Linked DNA regions of Homo sapiens: region 2 is linked to region 1. Evidence: chromatin contacts called from ENCODE Hi-C or POLR2A ChIA-PET data. All regions are on one chromosome and are shown on one strand. The core of a region is the stretch at or near the end of the contact, and the rest is flanking DNA. Distances in the headings are between cores, read along the strand shown.

Evidence for each region. Hi-C counts contacts between places; a loop is a spot of excess contacts on that map. ChIA-PET counts read pairs that join two places held with the same protein, here RNA polymerase II (POLR2A). Pooled maps may share reads with other maps.
Region 2: a pooled map shows a loop between it and region 1 (5-fold over the local background). The contact joins the enhancer-like site here to the promoter of LUC7L2 in region 1. A Hi-C loop is called at or near these places in 9 of 50 pooled maps. POLR2A ChIA-PET finds 5 or more read pairs at or near these places in 2 of 52 experiments (H1 and activated T-cell).

Annotation. Positions count from the first base shown.
Region 1 is chr7:139,358,577-139,361,271 of GRCh38, reverse strand. LUC7L2 (LUC7 like 2, pre-mRNA splicing factor) reads right to left here and starts at 1,378. Exons shown (of 10, transcript NM_016019.5): 1 at 950-1,378. The coding sequence starts at 1,010. All of the region lies in intron 2 of FMC1-LUC7L2 (FMC1-LUC7L2 readthrough), which reads right to left. RefSeq lists a silencer at 684-1,113 and enhancers at 1,344-1,393, 2,114-2,243.
Region 2 is chr7:138,874,713-138,877,407 of GRCh38, reverse strand. The region is part of intron 12 of KIAA1549; the gene reads left to right. It also overlaps the pseudogene RNU6-1272P. Among named protein-coding and RNA genes, the nearest start is that of ATP6V0A4, 78 kb to the right of the region's middle. Within about 2 kb of position 1,372, at least 3 of the 41 ENCODE cell types and tissues checked have a DNase peak (open chromatin) inside an H3K27ac peak, as active enhancers do.

The sequences.
Region 1 (2,695 bases), core at 129-2,628:
TTGCTGTGTTAAGAAAGTAATGAACTAGACCTTTCCTACATATTTGAATGTATTTAAGTTGAATTTGAGAGTACATTACTAATTAACATCACCAAAAAAGCAACAGCATTTCATCATTTTATTTAGAAATTCTCTTTATGACAAAGGATAATCCAGCAATTAAGGGCTCTCTATACAGATTCTAAACTAAACGCCTGAAAGGATCTTTGTTCTCCTCTATTCTACTTCACTGGGTACCAAATTTTCAAAATCGTTCTGTTAGGGACATGCAACATTTGTCAATATTTACTGAACAAAGCCTCTATTAAATTGTCTAACAAAATGGAGGTCTCTCGGAAAAACAGGCCATAACATGTTCCTTCTCACAAAATGGGGCCAAACACACCCACTTAAGAAACCATGGTTTGGGTCAGATTTTCCATAAAAATGGTTGTTTCTGTGGGGCTCGAGGGTGCATCTCTGAGACTGGGTTAGTAATAAAGGTTTCCTCCTGACCCAGGAAGAGGAGGGGGAAGCTTCTCTCTAGGTACTCTGGAGGACGGCGGCGAGGGATGATCCCAAAGCTCTGGGTTAAGGAATTATATCGGGGGTGGAGGCCTTAGCTTTCCGCAGGTACCTAACCAGCGACAAAACGGGCCCCCCAACTACGCAACAGAGACGCGGGCTCTCCCGTCTCAGCCAAGTCAACATTAAAAGCACAAACTCTCCTTTCTGCCTCCAGGCCCCGCCTCACCCCATTGGCAGCAGTTCCCGCCAATCCGCATGGTCACCGCCCCCCCTGCCCGCCTGCCGAGCCCTGATTGGATGGGACGGGGGACGGGGACCTCGTGTTACCAATCTGGGAGCCCCTTACTCAGCCACACGCGCGCGCCCAGGTGCGCCCTCGGAACCCCTTCCCTTCGCCGTCCCCGTCCCCTCCCCCACCCCCAGGGCCCTGGCAGAGACTTACCGTCCCGGGAGGTGCCCATCAACTGGTCCAGCATCGCGCGCATCTGGGCCTGCGCCGACATGGCGGCGGCGTAGCGGGCGGACGGGCGGGGGTGGGGCGCAGACCGGGCCCTTTTGGGCTGGGGGATAAGGGGAAGGGATGGGGGAAGGTGCGCTGCTGTCTCGGTGGCCGCCGCCGCCTCGAGGCGTGCGGAAAGGGAGCCGGAGGGGTTGCGGGAAGAGTCCGGACTGCGCTCCTCACGACGACGTGTACGTGGAAGACGACAGCCCCCGACAGCGACCCTCGTGCCCTCACTCTCCGTCCGGTTCTTGGGACAGAAGCGACACGGGCCAAGCAAGCTCTCGCCTTCAACACCGCCACCCGCCAGAAGCCGTCAACCCCCCCTCAAGCTCTGACGCCGCTCGCCGCCACCGTCGCCACGACGGGAGCGCGCACGCTCCTCGCGCTCAGTCGTTTCCCGCGGGGGCTCCACCAACTGGCGTCCAGCTGTATCACTCCGCCCGCCCCGCCCGAGTGGAGTTCCACCCTAACGGCTCTGGGCGCGTGCACGCGCGCTCCTCCCGCCCCTTTACCCCGGATCTCGCGATACTCTGGTTCCTTAACTGACTGTGCAAGCCGGATCCGCCCCGAGGCGCCAAACCTTACATTACATTCCCTCCCGGCTGTAGGGCTGGCGGCTAAGGCTGCGCTGCCCGCGGTGATGGCGATTCAGACCCAAATTAGCAAAATGCGCTAGAGGTTAGCCTGGGCGGAAAGTAAGTAGAGACCATGCCCATCGTCGACCGGACTGCGGTCAGCCTCCTTGGCGTCTGAGGTGGGCGTGCTCGGGGCGAACGCCCGCCCCGAGTGGCGTGGACGCGTCCTGGTTCTCGTGCGCCTTTCCCGGCCGGGAGCAGGCCTGTCTCGCCGCCGCCGGGGCCGCGTTCCTTCCGCTGCGTGGGGCTTTAAGGCTCCTCGGCTGGGAAGTGTCAACTTCAGGAGAAAGCGCCCGAAAGCAGTACCCTAGGAAACAGGCGCGCCGACCCATTCGGATTCATCTTTACCTACAAGGTCGCGGGCGGCTTAGTCTGAATGTGAAACCATAAAAACTCAGCGTATTCTCAGCTACTGGGGAGGCGATCTCGGGGAGCAGGGAGCCAGCGGCGCTGGCCGCAGGGAAGCCTGGATTCTGAAGCCCGGCCCGTGACTGGGGCCTTGGCTTCAGTTCTACCCCTCGTAGGGCTGGTGGAGGTGGTCACACGTCTGCTATGGCGTGGCTGTTAGAACAAACTGGAATAAAATACTTAGCCCTGAGCCTTTCCCTGGTGTTTCTAAAAACTGTTTTAGTAAAATATTAATTCCTTGCCGGGCGCGGTGGCTCACGCCTGTAAACCCCGCACTTTGGGAGGCCAAGGGAGGTGGATTGCCTGAGGTCAGGAGTTCAAGATCAGCCTGGCCAACATGGTGAAACCCTGTCTCTACTAAAAATATAAAAATTAGCCGGGCGTGATGGCGGGCGCCTCCCCAGCTACTCGGGAGGCTGAGGCAGGAGAATCGTTTGAACCCGGGAGACGGAGGTTGCAGTGAGTCGAGATGACGCCACTGCGCTGCAACCTGCGCGACAGAGCGAGACTTCTAAAAAAAAAAATTCCTTAAGTAAGACATAGGTCAGTGTGCAGGAAGAAAGGTTGCTTAAAAAGAAATCTAAAACTGTAAGAAAAATGAATGAGTTAATAAAACCAAATGTTTAAGAAGACAGGCACTTTC
Region 2 (2,695 bases), core at 123-2,622, 480 kb after region 1:
ATTCTCATGACTCAGCCTCCCGAGTAGCTGGGATTACAGACGTATACCACCACACCTGGCCAATTTTTGTATTTTTAGTAGAAATGGGGTTTTGCCATGTTGGCCAGGCTGGTCTTGAACTCCTGGCCTTATGTGATCTGCCCACCTCGGCCTCCCAAAGTGCTGGGATTACAGGCGTGAGCCACCATGTTCGGCCTGTTTTATAATTCACATAAAAATATTTCTTTTGTTGAAAGTCGTAATGAAGTAAAAATTAATGGAGGTGGGGAGCGGGGAGGGAGGCTGCTTGAGATCCATTATGGAGCCCTCTTCCATGTTGCCATGGGACCAGCGTTCCCTCTCACTCCTGCGGGTGGTACAGCTACCGGCTCTCTTTAGGCTTCTTGGCAAGGCTGTTGACGACTGTCCCAGGTCATGTGGCATATTAAGGACCCACCTTGCAATGGAAGCTGAGAGAACACTGTTGTTTCAGTTTTGGTAAATTGGAGGTTGTGCTTTATTCCTTTTCCAGCTGACTGTTTTTGGAAGGTGACTAGGCCCTGACACATACCCTCATGGCCATCCATGAACCCTTAAGAGATTATTTACTCAGATGTCACTGTGTTCCCAGCTATTCTAGCTTTAAAATAACTCAAATCATAACCACTGGATCCCCTTAGTGAAGATGTGAAGGGAGAGATGAGGCAGGAGATGGGCTGCCATTGCTGCGTCTGTGCATAATTGTAGTTTTTCTCTCGCTCCCCTTTATCATCAGGAATATACCAAGTAGGTAAGGATTGCAAAATACTCAGCATTCTTTTATGCTCTCCTTAGATTGCATGTGTGCAAGTGTGTGATTTTTAAGTAGTTAAAACTTCATTTGAATTCCACAAATTCCAAATTCTAGAATTTCATGTGCAAACCAAGCTGACACTGACTTTTGCATGTGCTAAGGAGCTTGCAGTGCTCGCTTCAGCAGCATATAGACTAAAATTGAAAGGCAACAAAGAAGATGAGCGTGGCCCCTGTGCAAGGATGACATGCATATTGGGGAAGCATTCCATATTTTAAAAAAATTAAAAGAGTTTGCAAAATAGTTTAAATGAGATTGAGTACATATAACAATGAAGTTTTTCAAGTAATTTTGGAGTACTGTACCATTTATAAAATGATTGAGATCATAAAGTAGAATTCTTATCTTTTCATGAAGGCAGATTCCTAGAGACCTTTTCAAGGTAAAATTTTATAAACATAGTGGAGATGACTGTAGTCATTGAGTCATCCGTTTAGCAAATGCTTGCTAAGTGCCTGTGGTCAGGTGCTGGTGATATACAATGAAGATGAGATAAATGTGATTGCTGTCTCACAGGATGTTAACGTGGGTTGCGCACATTAGTAAAGATGTGGTTTTCCAGCCTGGGCTACGTAGCGAGACTCTGACTCTACAAAAAAAAAAACAGAAAAAATTAGCCAGGCCTGGTGGTGTGTGCCTGTGGTCCCAGCTACTGAAGAGGCTGAGGTGGGAGGATCGCTTGAGCCTGGGAGGTCGAGGCTGCAGTGATCTGTGATTGCATCACCACACTCCAGTCTGGGTGACAGAGCGAGACCCTGTCTCGGGGGACAAAAAAAGTGGTTTGACTGTGTTTACTTGTAGATAATGAAATAATATTTCTTTAAAAATGCTCTCTTGCTTTGTCATTTTAGTAATTCAGGCTGAACTATTCTCTTTCATTCTGCTTTGTTGACATTATCCTGTTCTATACAATCCCATATGCTGTAATTTTTTATTTTTTATTTTTTTGCTTACCCAGTCTCGAGTGCAGTGGCACAATCACAGCTCACTGCAGCCTTGACCTCCTGGGCTCAAGCAGTCCTCTCACCTCAGCCTCCTGAGTAGCTGGGACTACAGGAGCATACCACGCCCAGCTAACTTTTTATTTACTTTTTGTAGAGACGAGGTCTTGCCATGTTGCCCAGGCTGGTTTTGAACTCCTGGGCTCAAGCGATCCTCCTGCCTTAGCCTTCCAAAGTGCTGGGATTATAGGCATGAGCCACTATGCCCAGCGTTTTTCTTTCTTTTTAAGATTTTTATTTGTATTTTAACTGATGGTAAGAAAACATATAAATTTATGGTGTACAACATGATGTGTTTTTTGCTTTTATTATTTTTAGTTGATACATAATACTTGCAAATATTTATGGGGGACATTGTGATATTTCCATGTATGAATATACTGTGTGATGATCAAATCAGGGTAATTAGCATATCTGTCACCACAGACAAAGTTATCATTACTTTGCCTTGGGAACATTCAAAATATGCTCTTCAAGCTAATTGAAAATATGCAATAAATTATTAGAGTTACCCTACAGTGCCTACAGGTGCTCAACCCATTCCTCCTCTCTAGCTGTGCACTTTTATTTTTATTTTTTTGAGACACGGTCTCACTCTGTTGCCCAGGCTGGGGTGCAGTGGTGCAGTCATGGCTCACTGCAGCCTTGACCTTCCAGGCACAGGTGATCATCTCTTCTCAGCCTCCCGAGTAGCTGGGCCTACAGGTGTACACCACCACGCCGGGTTATTTTTTGTAGAGATGGGGTTACGCCATGTTGCCTAGGCTGGTCTAGAACTCCTGGGCTCAAGTTACCCTCCCGCCTCAGCCTATCAAAGTGCTGGGATTACAGGCGAGAGCCACCATGTCCAGCCTCTAGTTGT